Linked DNA regions of Mus musculus: region 2 is linked to region 1. The links are chromatin loops, found by intact Hi-C in ENCODE. Cell type or tissue: left cerebral cortex. All regions are shown on one strand.

Region 1 (8,000 bases):
GTCCAAAGCCAGCCTGGTGTGCATAATGAGGTCACTCTGGGTTACATAGGGAAGCCCTCAGAGGAAAAGGGAGAGAAGGAAAAGGAGGAGAGGGAGGAGGAAGAGGAGGAAGGAAAAGAGGTATGTGCAAGGTTCAGCTGTTGCACTCCAGATATTTACCCTGAAGGACGCTAAGTGAATTTATTGATGGCAGCTGTTTGTGTAAGGGCTACAGACTGAGAAAGACTGAAACCTGACATTGGAATGGATGAGCAAACTGTAATAGAGTAGAAACCATTAAGCATTTAAAAGGATTACTGGTGCATGTTGTAACATTAATGGTTCTCAGAATAATAATGTTGAACAAAAGAAGCCAGATGAGAAAGATAAATCGTTGTGTAATTCCACGCACATAGGCACACACACACTACTACATGTACACACATAACACATATACACACACTAGATATAACACACACCACATATATACACATAGCACACACACCACTACATAGACATACATAACACATATACACACATACACAATATATACACATTCACTCATATACATATACCATATATACACACATAACACACACTACTACAGATACATACAGAACACACACTTAACACATATACACACACCACATACACATAACACACACATCACTATAATACACACTGATGGGGGCTTCTTCCTCCAGAGAAGCAGCTGGGGAACTGGGCAGACTCCCCTCTGGGGTAGAGCTTGTCTGAGGTGATTCTGAACAAGAGAAAACACTGATGAGCACGGGTCAGAGACAGGAAGGAGGAATGTAGGACCACAACTTTTCCCTCCTGATCTCAGGGTGAGAGTTTCGCTCAGAAATACACACATGCACACACATAGATACACACATGAACATGGTGTCTGTTCACAGATGTAAAACCCTGACTAAGGCACAGATGTGCACATATAGACACACAAATATATGCAACATACACACAGAAATATAGATACACACAGACACAGAAATACACACATGAGTACACACAGATACACACACACGTGCACCATTGCTCTCAGAGTCTCAAGTGTCTCCTATGTGACTGTAAATAAGAAGCATTACCTTGTAATACCGCTGTGAGAATGAGCACAAGCCCCCTGAATAGTTCAGCACATGCCCCGGGTTAGGAAAAACTGTTGCTGTGTTCTCTGAACCATAGAGATGCTTCTGGAAGCCTTCCACACCTGCAGAACCTTGTGGATCTGGCCGAGCCCCAACTGTTGACAAACACACACTTGGCCGAGGCAGAGTCTCCAAAGAAGGCTTCCCTTTGAAGTCTCCAGGCCTGTGTCTCGGCAGAAATGGGAATCTCATCTCCACTGATTGTGTGTATTTCTGTGTGTGTGAATGTGTGTCTTGTGTATGTTTCTGGGTGTGCCATGTGTGTATCTGTGTGTGCATGTGTGTATCTATGTGTATGCATGTTTATATTTCTCTGTGTGTGCGTGTGTGTTTCTGTGTGTGTTATGTGTGTGTTTCTGTGTATGTCTTGTGTGTGTATCTGTGTGAACATGTCCATGTATGTATCTGTGAGTCTGTGTGTATCTGTATGTGTGCCTGTGCATGTCTGTACCTGTGTGTGTGTGTGTGTGTGTGTGTGTGTGTGTGCACAGAGGCACAGGAGAACAAGTGTTCTGCTTCATCACTCTCTGTCCCATCCCCTTGAGACAGGATCTCTCACTGAATCCGGAGCTAGGCTGGCAAGCTCACATTCCCACCTGCCCTCCCAACCCCAGTGCCCCAGTGCTGCTTCGAGGCAAGCCCACCGTTTATGTGTGTGTTGGGATCTGAACACCTTATCCTCACAGAGCCAGCCCTCTTCCCCCCCCCCCCCCCCCCCCCCCGTGAGCCATCTCTCCAGCTCATCAGTGGAACTGTTTAATGCCGCAGGCCGTTTGCTCTGAGGTCTGCGTGAAGGCTGGATAAGTCCCAAATGGCGCTTTCACTCCGGGCTGGAAGGGTGTCAGGAGAAAATCCTCCAGCATCTACCTCTGCTTTGTCAGAGACAAATCAGCTCACTGAGTTGCCTCTGCGACAGTCAGCACCTAGCTCTCCCTCGGCGTGTACTTGGGAAGAGGAAGTAAAATCTTAACTTTATCTGAACCACTGGACCAGCCCCTCCCACTTTCACCTCTGGGAACATCCTTGATAAGAAGTGTCTGGACAGGGTCTGGACACCTCAGTCTTGGCCCCACGCTGTTTATGTAACAACAAGACTTAGAATGGAGCCTTGGGCCACTGTGCATAAGTTAGCCTGGGCAGGTGACAGTCAGTCACTCAGCCTGCTCACACCCGTACATCAACCATCCCAAGAATATCCTAGCCCTCAAGGCTTAGGGAAGTCCCTGCTGAACAGAGGTGTGTACGTTGCCTCACATCAGAGCTGAGGGAATCCAACATTGTCCACAGGACAGCCAATGTCTCATGCCTGACTTTTGTGGGATAGTCCTGGGAGCTCCTTTCTTTAATAATTTTAACCTTTAACCTTTGGCCTTTACCCAGTCACTGTGACTATAACACACTGTGGATGTTTCTGGCAAATCATCAGATGTGTGTGTGTGTGTGTGTGTGTGTGTGTGTGTGTGTTGTATATTTCTGACAACCCCTCGTACAGCCAGCCTTCCCTAGTTCCAGACAGACCTCAGCCCTAATGACATCAGAGTTACATCTTTTAGAATGTAACTCTGTCCTGTCCTTTTTCCTGATTCTCTATGTTTTCCTTTACTAAGACCCTTGTACCTTCTTAGTGCAATCTGTTCTGCAGTAGCCCTCCCCTGCTGTGTGCCTTGGATAAGAAACCCCCACCTCCTCCTTGTAACAATCATAATTGAAGAGGAGGCCAGGAATTTCAGAAGAAGCAAAATGGGGGAGGGGAGGGGCATGGAATCGGGGTGATACAAATGTGTATAGTTCTCAAAAATATAATTATTTTTAAAAAATGAAAAGATACTTGCAAGCAGAGAAGAGGATATGAGTCACCTACAGCCGTGTATTGTGGAATCTGACAGGTTAACCGCAGTACCCATCTGTCCTCGTTCCCCAGGCTAGAGCCTACACCAGCTGAACAAACAGGTAGCTAAAGAATATGGGTGTCAGTCTCTGAGGCAGCTTGAGGTGACCAGGTGACTAAGTAGTGGCCACTGGTATGAAATAAACATGTGATGTGGGACCCCCTTGGGGACAGCTTGAAGGAAGTAGGAACACAGACAGGAATGGTGGCATCTGGCAGCTTCTTGCCCCACAAGAGGAAGTCATGTCCCAAGGCTGGTAGAACAGGGAGACCAAGGAAGTCTGGCTTCTGGAGACTCTCCGAAGCCCCTGCCAGGAGTGAACTGTCTTCACATTTCTTCCTTACAAGGAGCAAGTGACCCAGTGTTTTGAGCTACCGTTCTTCTGGATTCTCTGGCCCACACAGCTGGGTCTTTCCTAACCAAAGCAGGGGTGTGTGCTGCCACCTCCTGAGGGACTGAGCAGGGCTCCCCCGGCCTCAGCAGCAGCGCAAAGATGATTCATTTAAAAGCCTTCTATTCTGGATACTACCCTCTCCGTTTCCTACAAACCCAATTACCAAGAGAACAATTGGATTTTTCCAAGTCCCTCAGAATGTTCTCTTTAAATGTTCTTGGTATTAAATAGTAACAGAATTTAAATGGCATCAACAGAACACACAGATGTGACGTGGTGATGAGTTACATAAATGAGAGAGAGAGAGAGAGAGAGAGAGAGAGAGAGAGAACGAGCCCTGGCACACAGGAGCCCAGGGACTGTGGCCAAGATGGAACGGCGTCAGAGCACAACAGGCTGACAGATCTGCCTCTGGCTTCCAGCTGCCTTCTTGCACGCAGACCCTTCTCTGGTTTAGGCTAATCTTTTCTGTCCATGGAGGGTAATATTAAAGGACCAGGACCATACCACTGTTCTGAGCACCAGGGTTGACAGTGAGTGAGTCCGTGTCACCGCCCTGCCAGTCATTGAGCTGTGGGTGGGTCTGCACTGGGTACTGTGCCACTACTTTCTCTTCTTCGTGGCAAAGTCCCTGTGAAGGGCCCCACTGTTGCTTTACCCATCGGTAAATGATATGGAGAGAAGTTGAATCTCATCCTCAAATTCCTCAGCAACCAAGAGGCAGGGTGGGGATTTGAACCCAGCCCTTGTGACTCCCCAGAGCCTGTGCACTCAGCCACACTGCACTGTGAAAGGTAGATGCAGTTGCTGGGCAGTGGTGGCACATGCCTTTAATCCCAGCATTCGGGAGGCAGAGGCAGGTGGATTTCAGAGTTTGAGGCCAGCCTGGTCTACAAAGTGAGTTCCAGGACAGCCAGGACTATACAGAAAAAAAAAAAAAAAAAAAGGAGGAGGAGGAGGGAGGAGGGGGAGGTGGGAGAGGAAGGGGAAGAGGAGAGGGAAGAGGAGGAGGGAGAGAAAGGATGGGGGAAAAGAAGAGGAAAGAAGAAACCAACCAGTATTTGATTAGCTCACACTTTTCACCCAGAGGGCCGGGATACATTCTGCTAGTAAAGCCTGGCCAGGGTGAACCCCCAGGACACAGACTTCTGCCCGTGTTTGTGGCTTCTGCTCTCCACTGGCACACAGGACCTCTGAGCCTCACATCTACATGACAAGCGGAAAGAAGCAAGGAGAACACAAAAGTATGCCCCCAAATTCCTAGCAGACAGCCTCTTGTGGGCACTAGTACCTGCAAGGGATTGTGGGTGAATGAATGTCCTTAGTGCGTCTGTTGGTAAGGCAGGGCTGGGGGTTGGAGCTTGGGTGGTGGGGCAGATAATCTGCATTACAACCTTGAAACTGATTTCTCAAGCTTACCATCCTCCACAGAGTTTCCAGGACCCTGCCCCTGCCTGCAGCCATGCCCAATAAATCCCCTCACCCTGATCCCAGCCTTCCTCTCCTGCCACCCACAACAGAGGGACCCTAGCACCACTCCGTGACCTCCGCTATCCACCAGGCTTTCAGAAAACCATCCAAGAGTTTATATCCCAGGCTACATTTTCGGAGCTTTGGTGAGGCTTGACTTTTAAACTAGAATTTGGAAAGAATGTTCCAGAACACAGCCTTTCTCCAGCTGAGTGTGAGCCATGCTGTAAGACTCGAGTGGTTGCCGTGACTTAGATATGCCTTCAAGCATCTTGGAGATACCATAAAAGATACAGAGGCACTTCAACACAGAGTCCGTAGAAACTTAGTGTGGAAAAACAAAAACAAACAAAAAGTCCCTCTTAGCAGGAAGGATATTCCTGACAGTGAGAAACGGCCAACAAGAGTCAAGTTCTATGATGGCGGTTAAGGGCATCAGACTGGCCATCGCCTTTGAACTCCAAGATCAAGTTGGATCTTTGTGACTTGCTTTGGTTTCTTCAAACGGCAGCAAAATGAGTTAAGAGGGTCCTGGGCTCCCGGCAAATGGAAACATGAATCAACATAGTTGCAAGCTAGTGCTTTGGAACGTGTAGTGGAGTAGGGTAAGACTTTAGATGGCTCTTCTGAGCACCCATGTAGAAATGCAAATCCCCTCAGGAGAGGAGCTTCTAGGAAGCCTTGTGAGAGTTACAGGTAGGAGCTTGGAGCTGCAGCTCACAGCTTAAAAGTTAATGGTGTAGTCAGGGGCATGTGGGGAGGATGTGCCTATTGCTATCGATAAACCAAATAAAATAAACCTGCTTTCTCCTTCAAATGGGAGAATCAGAAGATAAGAAGAAGAAATTTCACAGAAAAGGGAAAACAACGCTACTTTGAAATTTTAAAATCTTAGCTTAGGTTTTTTTTTTTTTTTTAATCCTAAAGTTTCTCTGAAAAGGTATGGTAGGCCCGACCCACAGTAAATGCAGTTAAATTCATGCTGCCCATATACGTGACAGAAGCTCCTGTGCACACTAAATGCAATTAGCATTTATGCTACCACTGTGCGTGTCGAACTCACAAGGACTATTAGGGGGAATGCTAATAGATAAATTCTCCTTTTAGCTACAAGTACAGCATTTTGGAAATAATAAGTCATGTGTAGCAGAGTGGTTTCAATACAGTATCTACCATGTCCAGTAGCCACCCTGTCCTATTACTTCCCAAGATAGGTAGCCCACTGTGAAAGGTAGATGCTGTGTCAGGCAAGGAAAGAGAAAGGAGGGAGGAGGGGAAGGAGGAGGGGAAAGAGGAGGGGGAAGAGGAGGAGGGAGAGGAAGGAAGGACCTTCCCCATCCCCACTTTCCAGTGAGAAGGATGGCTAGTCCAGCTTATGTAACAATGAGCAAGTGAGCCTAAGAAGAAGGTAGCATTTGTCCCAACTACAGGTCTTCCAGACCCAGCTTCAGCAAGCCAACCTCTAAATATGGGAGCATGGCCAGATGAGAGCTGCTAAGCTGCCTGCCTATCCTGGGGCTTTGGCAAATTCCTTTCAGTTCTTAAAGATGTCTTTAGGATCTGAAGCCATTCTTGTTTGTGCATCCTTTAAAAGCTAACTCCCACCAGGGAGTGGTGGCACATGCCTTTAATCCCAGCACTTGGGAGGCAGAGGCAGGTGGATTTCTGAGTTTGAGGCCAGCCTGGTCTACAGAGTGAGTTCCAGGACAGCCAGGGCTACACAGAGAAACCCTGTCTCGAAAAATAAAACCAAAACAGAAAGAAAAGAAAAGAAAGAAAGAAAGAAAGAAAGAAAGAAAGAAAGAAAGAAAGGAAGGAAGGAAGGAAGGAAGGAAGGAAGGAAAGGAGTGGAGAGAAGGAGGGAGGGAGGGAGGGAGGGAGGGAGGGAGGGAGGGAGGGAGGAAAGGAAAGAGGGGTGGAGGGGGGAGAGAGGGGAGGAGGGAAGGACAAAGGGTGGGAAATCTTTAAAATGTAGATTTTATAAAAGAAAAAAATTAAGAAAACAAAAGAAAGGCAAAGAAATCAATCATTGCAGAAGCCATGGAGAGACCTCGAATTATTTTTTTTCCAGGTATCATTTTAACATTCCAGGAGTTTTTTTTTTAATTGATCATTTTATTTATTTACATTTCAAATGGTGTCCCCCTTCCAGGTTTCCCCTCTACAAACCCCCATCCCATTCTCCTTCCCTTTTGCATCTATGAGGCTGCTCCCCACCCACCCACCCACCCACCCACTTCCACCTCACCCCACTAGCACGCCCCTATGCTGAGGCACCAAGCCTCTACAGGGCCAAGGGCCTCCCCTCCCACTGATGACAAATAAGGTCATCCTCTGCTACATATGCAGCTGGAGCCAGGGCTCCCTCCATGTGTACTCTTTGGTTGGTGGTTTAGTCCCTGGGAGCTCTGGGTGGTCATGTTAGTCGATATTGTCATTCTTCCTATGGGGCAGCTCCTTCATTCCTTCCCCTAGCTCTCCCATTGGGTGTCCCCAGGCTCAGTCCAATGGTTGGCTGTGAGTATCTGCATCTGTATTGGTCAGGTGCTGAAAGAGCCTCTCAGGGGACAGCCATACCAGGCTCCTGGCAGCAAACACTTCTTAGCATCACCAATAGTGTCTGGGTTCAGTGTCTGCAGATGGGATGGATCCCTAGGTGGGGCAGTCTTGAAATGGCCTTTCCTTCAGTCTCTGCTCCATTTTTGTCTCTGCATTTCCTTTAGATAGGAACAATTCTGGGTTAAAATTTTTGAGATGGGTGGGTGGCCCCATCCCTCAACTGGGGGCCGAAGACCCTGAATTTCAAGTGTCACAAAACTCCTTACCTGTGAGGCCCCAGAGAAAGGAGGATGCTGACGAATGTTCCCCAGCTCTTTCACTGCTCAAATGAAGACCCAGACAAGACCCTGGGAGCCTGGCGTCCCCTGGTGGCCATTCACATTTAGTTTCCAAGTGCCTAACAAGGGTATCCTAACAGTAGCCCAATTCCTTGACCCTAACAAGGCAAGATATCAATCAGTAGCTCAGGCCAACACATAGCTTATTGTGAACTTGTGTCAGGGGTGATTAATTACAAAAAGAAGGTGCAAATGAGGGATG
Region 2 (8,000 bases), 180 kb before region 1:
CAGTCCACCTTTCCAGAGCTGCAGTCTTTATGGTGCTTGGGCAGGGCACTAACACCTGCCTTGGTTTCTAATGCTCTTTTTGAGTAAGCACCAAGGACCTGTGCTATGCCTGGTGAAGGTTGCTTGCACTCAGTTGCTATAAAGACTAATAAAATATAATTAATTAATTAATATAATAAAATATAATTAATACAAATATAAGTATTTTTGTCCAAATGCCATCCTATGCCCACACCCATGGCCACAATACCAGTGTTCCCCAGTTTGTGACTGCAGAGCCTCCTGAGGGCTCTACATCGACCTATGGCAAGACAGAGTCCACGTTTGGAGGAGCTCTTCATTCTGTAATTTGTCACATTTTACAGCAAGCAAGGGAAATGATCATATGCATATCCCAAGGGGACATGGAGCCAAGGGGACAAGTACCCTGAGATGGCAGTGTGTCAGCGTTTTTGAGGAACAGGAAGGAGACTGGGCAGGTAGGCCAGTGTGAGCAAGGGACACAGGAGAGAGAGGAGAGGGAACATCAGAATGCTAGGTGCCTTATCTGTGTCTGGAATATTCCCCAAAGGCCATGTTGAAGGCTTAGTCCCCGGCTCTGTGAAATTGAGGTAATGGGACCTTTAAGACATTAGGTATCTAGGGTGTGTCCTTCAAGAGACTGGGGTCCCCTCTCCTCCTTGCTCTCCATTTTATCTCCCACCAGGATGTGGGTGGGGTCTAGCTATCCACTCATTGTGATGAGCTACTTTGTCAAAACAATTGACACAAACCATGCCATTAACACTTAAAACTCTACACCACACTAACTTTTCTCCTTAGGCTGACTGTTCCAGGTATTGTTTGTTTGTTTGTTTGTTTGTTTGTTTGTTTGTTTGTTTTTAATGAAAACTGGCTAACATGACAGCCTCCAGGTCCAGGTCCTGGAGGCTGTGCATCGTGGAGGAGCTGAGCAGAGGAGCCATGCAGCTGAGTCCAGAAAGAAACAGGATCTCTATAACAGTGTTGCAAATAAGCTCCAGGGACACGATGGTGTGGGCAGGAAAGGGTTGATTCAGCAGATCTGGGCTGCTCAATTTAAACAAAGGCTAGAAGGTGATATTAACAGCCCCTCCCAATACCACACACACACATGCATGCACACATGCACACACATGACACTGCACAGACAGACAAACATACACACATGTACACAATACACATGTACACACCCATATACACATATACACATCTATGCGCATACATGCATACACATGTATACATGCATAAACATGTACACATGCACACATGCACAGGCACACATACACAATATACACATACACATTCATATGTACACACCCATATACATACATATACATCTATGCACATACATGCATACACATGTGTACATACATAAACAGGTACACACATGCACATGCACACACATACACTCACTCTGGAGAAAACAGAACACCAGTGCATGAAAGGGTGATGCCTCACAGACCATTGTTTTATCAAACCCCTAGAGTATTTCTGTTGAAATTTTTTTTTTGTTTTGTTTTGTTTTTTTTGTTTTCTGTTTTTTTTCCATTTTTATTAGGTATTTAACTCATTTACATTTCCAATGCTATACCAAAAGTCCCCCATATCCACCGACCCCCACTCCCCTGCCCGCCCACTCCCCCTTTTTGGCCCTGGTGTTCCCCTGTACTGGGGCATATAAAGTTTGCAAGTCCAATGGGCCTCTCTTTCCAGTGATGGCCGACTAGGCCATCTTTTGATATATATGCAGCTAGAGTCAAGAGCTCCGGGGTACTGGTTAGTTCATAATGTTGTTCCACCTATAGGGTTGCAGATCCCTTTAGCTCCTTGGCAACTTTCTTCTGTTGAAATTTTTAAAAAATGTATTGGTTAGGGAAAGGTACTTTCCACTCATGAAAACTAGTACAGGCCAGAATCTCTCTGTTTGATGGGGGAGCCTGGACTAGTCTGTCAGTGAAACCTTTCTCTTTCCTCTGGAGAAGAGATTCTTGGAAAACTAAATAAGGCATGAAAGGGGGAAAGCTCAAGCCTTCTCCTTCCTCTTTGGCATGGTCCCGCTCATCTGCTAGGTACAAGTAACACTGTGAGGCTTGGGTGTAGGAAGAGCCTCTTTCACTTAGCACTGTCTCTGGCCTCACCTCCTCTGCACAGGCACTGGTGACCTCACCCTCTTCCCAAATGGATAAATGAGATGGTCATCTAAAGAGGGTCAGGAATTCTGAAGTTGCCCCTGATAAAGAAAGCGAGAATGTCTTTATACTCAGGGTCATTGTATGTAATTCCTCACCAGGAAGTGAGACAACAGCTGCGGGGGGTGGGGGTGGGGGAGTGGGGGGGTGGGGGCGGTATATAAGTAAAATGTACCTTTATGTAGACATAAACAAAATGCAGGGATAGTTCTGTGGCATTCATTCCATAGATGTGTCAGGAGGCTCACACACATACACACATACTCTTACACTCACATTCACTCATACACACACACACACACACACACTGAGCACACACATTCTCACACTCACATTCATACTCATGCACACAGCACACACATAGCACAATACAGCACACACACTCACACACACACACTGAACACACACATTCTCACTCTTACACTCACATTCACACTCACGCACACATACACACTCACACACACACACACACACTGAACACACACATTCTCACTCTTACACTCACATTCACACTCATGCACACAGCATAGACACATCTTTGATAGGAGCATGACCCGGGGCAGCTGACCTCCAAGTGTCTGAGCAGAAAGTTCACATGACATATATCTGGCAGGCACCATGTAGTGAGCACCATGCAACAGGCACCCACTGAATGCTCGCACTCCCTTTGTCTGTACCCTGTGTATTAATACACAGTATCGGTGTAGCCAGAGGGAGAAAGCAAAGTAACTGAGGAGCCTCACCCTGGGTAACGGGAGGCACTTTTAAAGTGTGCTCTTGCACTTACAGAATCTAACTAAAAACGCCCAGACTTTCCTAATCCTGCTCTGACTTTGCCCCATCATTCCGTTTCTGTGGTCCTGCTCTGCTACATGGTGGCTTATGGCCAGTGAAGTGTTTACCAATAGGGGCCGTTTCTCATGCCCCCTAATCTCGCTCAATAACGAACTAACCTCTGCGGGCAACACGATATCCTTCGCTCTGCAGGCATCTCAGCGCACTTTTGACAACTCCCAGGAAGCTCTGTAAATGTGTGAAGAATGAACCACTAGAACGGCCTGCAAAGAAAGAGTGCTTTGGAGACACGGAAAGGAGAGGGTGAAGGAAGCTTCAGAATGTGAGCACAAAGGAGACCTAGGGGAACCCAGCCACTGGCAGCCTGGGGCGGAACAGGCTGCAGGTCTCTTTGGAGGGTGTTATCTATTGTCTATCCATATAAGGTGGATATCTGTGCCAAACAATGTCTCTAACATAATTTCAACCTCTTGTAATGTATTTCATTACCCAATAGTCTAAACCTTAGTACCCCTGTGGTAGGCAAGTTTTCGTGTGGCTTCTAATATGCCACAGCCTTGCCATCCGCTGGGTACCGTGTGAACTTCCTTCCAGGAGTTGAGAGCTGTCATCGTCTTGGGCTTTGGAAGGAGTCACAGGGCAGTTGATGGGGATTTGCCTCCTCTAATTCAAATACTGAGAAAACGGCTACTCAGGAATTTTTGAGACATTTGAATGGAGAGCTTGCGAGTGTATTTTAGTATTTTGTTTTCTTAAGGGCACACAGACAAGCCCTTTGTGGATGTTCTTTCTGTGTCTCTGTGTGACACACACTTCAAAGGCTCCCTCTTCAAAAGCTACATTGTGTGTGGGACGGGGACCGGGATGCAGCAGACAGGAGAACATCTGTGTGGCACCCAGGCAAAGCAGCTCTCCCCAGCACTGTCATAAGGGCCAGGTAAGGGTCTTACAAACAGCGAGTGCCAAGGAGTTTGCAGAGTCTGCAGCCTCCTGAGGTCCTTTAGCCTCTCTCTTAGTTCCTCTATCATATTCCAGAACAATATCTCTGATAGGAGTGCGAGTTAGCCCAGGAGGGAACCTTCATGCAGAGGGTAAGGTGGCACAAGCCATTTAAGAACAAGTAAAAGAGGCATTTTCTGGAACTCTGAGTCTCCATCCAGGCAAAGGTAGGTTTTGTCTGTGTCAAATGCCACTTCCCACAGCTGGAACCCAAACTCTTAAATTCTAACTCGTGAACTCAGAAAGAGGGGCCTGAGAGATGGCTTAGAGGTTAAGAGCACTGGCTGCTCTTGCATAGGACCAAAGTGCCTTTTCTAGCACCCAGATGGCAGCTCAGGACTATATGTAACTCTAATTCCAGGGGATCCGACGCCCTCTTCTGGCCTCCGTGGGTACCTCAAGTGCACATGTTGCACAGGGCTGCATGTAGGCAAAACACTCAAACACACAAAATAAAAATAAAGGAAAAAACTCAAAGATGTGAACTGCTTAAAAACACTGCTCATCTTAGGCGAGTGTTACACTCCTTAGATGTAAGCTCTCCCAGGATCCTTCACTTCCTGTGTTCTTGTAAGCTCTCCCAGGATCCTTCACTTCCTGCGTTCTTGTATGCTCTCCCAGAATCCTTCACTTCCCGTGTTCTTGTATGCTCTCCCAGCATCCTTCCCTTCCTGTGTTCTTGTAAGCTCTCCCAGGATCCTTCACTTCCTGCGTTCTTGTATGCTCTCCCAGAATCCTTCACTTCCCGTGTTCTTGTATGCTCTCCCAGCATCCTTCCCTTCCTGTGTTCTTGTAAGCTCTCCCAGGATCCTTCACTTCCTGCGTTCTTGCATGCTCTTCAGGACCCTTCACTTCCTGTGTTCTTGTAAGCTCTCCCAGGATTCTTCACTTCGTGCGTTCTTGTCTAGAACTTCACTAGTGCACATTGAGACCTCGTTGCCTGGAATATTTTTAAAGTGTTCTTTGGATCATGTTCATCATGAACACACAAATCTCTGTGGAGGAAATATCATACTTATTCCAAAGTCATACCCTCTATTCCTAAAGATTTAAAAATAAAAAGGGACAAAATCCAGCAACAGATTCTATTCTGGCCTCTTTGGCATGGAAATCTAGAGGAAAGTTGGTGGGAAATATATTCCCTTGCTCTGTGTGGGACATGGAAGTGGGTATTTACTGAAACGTACAGGCAGCTAAAGTCCTGCCTGGAAATGAATAATGACATGAGCCATGACTTACACTTCTGAAATCCATAAATTGTATTTATAGTTGAACACTTTATCAAGACAGCTAATGGCAATCCAATAAGCAGATAAAGGAAGTAAGAAACAGCGGGGCTGGAGCAGAGTCAGACTTGCAGATGTACAGAATCCTAAAAATGCCTCATCAAATATCTTCTGGACAATGATGGCAGGCAGACCCCAGATGGGGGCTGGCACAAAGCATGAGGGCAAAGGTCACTTGGGCCAGTAGCCCCTCAGTAATGATGGCGCACTTACCGCCTCCAGTTGTATGACTGCTAGAATATGTCTTTGATAGGAGGAGATGTAGAGCAATATAGGCAGGAGAAATATTTCTGCCTCTAGGAGGTTTTAAAAAAGAAAATCTAGGACAAGAAACGGAGCTCTTGGGGGGAACGCTGTGCCCAGGCTGCACAGAGCACATTTTCAGACGGTGACTGAAATAGAAAGCCGAGCGAGCGAGAGAGCGACTGCTGCTCTCCTCAGCCTTGCCAGCGACTGAGGCTGACAGACTCCCTCAGAACAGCATCTGTCATGTTGCGACTGCCTGCATTGGGGACAGGTGCAGTTCCAAGCACCTTCTGAGGCATCCCCTCTCGAGGTCCTCTCTAAAGTCTTCCTCTGCTGGACTCTTGTGAGCACAGCAAGATGAGGAACACGGTCTCAGATGCCCTGTCTTCATTGCCGGAAACACAAACCGCCCACAGCATGCAGTGGGAAGCTTCGTCACATTGAGTCTGGTCTCTAGATTCGTGCTGAGCAGGGGGGTAAGGAGCAAATGCATCCATCCTGCATCTCTGGTCCACTGTGGAAGGCATCCCTGACCAGGTCTGACATGATAAGACTGCTACCCTAGGAAGCCAATCCAAAACTAATCACGGGTGCCTGCCTGAACCCTTGTTTTACTAATCTAGACAGAGGCCCAAGAACTTCAAAACTCATTGATCCAGCACACATAGCTCACATCCACAGGAGTCACGTGGTAGACATGTCCACAAGGACCACGCAAAGCAAACAGAGTTTAGTTAACATAACCGTCTTCTTTTGTACGAATTGAATTATTCTAGGGGGACAAAAATCTAAAAACATGCAGACAAGAAGTAATTTTTAGCAGATTTGATGTAATTGGTCATAAATAGAAAGCACTTTGTGTTTGCAGTTAAACCTGAACAGTTTCTAATTCTTGCTGAGGCAGGGAGAGGGGTCGGGTGGGGTGGGGTTGTGTGAGTGGCTGGAATTGTCTGCGCTTCGAATTCTTTATCTGTGAGAGAAAGAAAGCATAACACAGCTCATGGTAGATGTAGTGTGTGACATTCACATGCAGAGTGGCTTTAATGCACGACACTCCTGGTATGTGGCGACCATGATGCATGTCTGGGCTGTGTGATGGCTGTAATTATTAGAAGTCACCTGTAGCAGATTCTCACAATATGAAATACAGTCAGTTAGCAGGAACTATAATCAGGTTTAATATAGCCGGACAGTACACACTGAAACAGACGACGTTTGCTCTGTGCACAGCACAATGCTTTTCCCGATCCTGCTGTGGACGAATTTGCTTTGCTCTTTAGTGATACCTCCTAGATTCCTCACACTGTGCTAATGGCATTTTTGTTTTTTACAGCGTAATTCTCAAAACTGCCAGAAAACTTAGTCTATCACCCTCCTCACTTCAGAGGTAAATAACTTGAAATGTGGTGAGGTAGAGTAAATTACCACTGGCCAATACGGTCATCAACAGCTGCTTCGTTTATTACAATAGCACTGTCCACATTCACAACCCTCATGCTTTTACTAAATAAGCCTGGACTCTTATGTCCCTGAGCTAAGGGCTGGGAGCAAGGCAAGAAGGAAAAAAAAAATGCTCACATTCCTGCTTCAGGGAGGAGATGGTCCTGCAGATAACCCAGCCACTGGACAACTATGATGGAAAAGGAACACTCAGATGAAAGATGGCAGGTTTCAACTGACACCTCACCAAATACCGTATTTAGTTGACAACTATGCACATGAAAGTGCCTTTTCTGCCTCATGGTATAGGAAATCAAATATTAAAGTACAGTAGTGTTTAGAGCTGTGAAGATGACCGAAACCTAGGCACAGACATGCTCACCATGGGCGATGGGTGGAGCTGTAACCCGAGAGGAACGAACACATGCAAAACTAATGGCGTCGTGCTCTGGAGAAGCAGCGCACGCTTAACACTAAACATGAAGTTATGTTATGTGCTTCTCTTGTCTGCTTCTCCAGAGCATGCCGCCTAACACTAAACATGAACTCTCCTAAAGATTAAAGACAAAACAGCCCCGAAAAGCGGACATAATCAAAACACCACAGCCACCAATCAAGTTCTCTTGTGTTTACCGGAAGGTATGGAACTCTGTCCATAAAACCCAGCTCGTGTATGCTCATCACAGGGCTATTCATAACTGCCGGAACCCAGAAGCAGCCAGCACACCCTTCAGGAGGCACGTGGTTAAATAGGCTATGGTGAAGTCAAACAATGGAATATTACTAGCATAAAAAGGAATGAGCTATCGAGCCATCCAAAGATATGGGTGACTCATGAATGCTTCCTACGGAAAGAAAAGAAACTGATTTGATAAAAACACATGGCGTTTGAGCCCAGATCTAAGACACTGTAAGATGGAAAAACCATGGATGGAGAAGAAGGATCGGTGGCTCTCAGCAGGAGCAGGGAGAATGTAGGGCGGACAGAACAGATACGGTCACTAAGCGAGGGGAACGCTTCTGT

Evidence for each region. A loop is a pair of places that touch in the nucleus more often than their neighbours do. Peaks named below come from ENCODE experiments on the same cell type or tissue, not always from the same donor. Only the 100,000 strongest peaks of a DNase experiment are listed, where the experiment ranks them.
Region 2: it touches region 1 in a loop (2.4-fold over the local background); 2 of 42 quality-filtered maps call a loop at or near these places.

Annotation. Positions count from the first base shown.
Region 1 is chr13:59,389,947-59,397,946 of GRCm38, forward strand. No RefSeq gene overlaps it. Among named protein-coding and RNA genes, the nearest start is that of Gm34721, 14 kb to the right of the region's middle. In left cerebral cortex, a CTCF peak has its summit at 7,836 (motif pointing left); DNase peaks (open chromatin) are centred at 3,090, 3,535, 3,752 and 7,829; H3K27ac peaks cover 1,239 bases.
Region 2 is chr13:59,206,684-59,214,683 of GRCm38, forward strand. All of the region lies in intron 2 of Gm34558 (a long non-coding RNA gene), which reads right to left. Among named protein-coding and RNA genes, the nearest start is that of Gm34558, 5.9 kb to the right of the region's middle. In left cerebral cortex, CTCF peaks have their summits at 4,368 (motif pointing left), 5,618 and 5,839; DNase peaks (open chromatin) are centred at 4,372, 5,065, 5,766, 6,739 and 1 more place; H3K27ac peaks cover 3,443 bases.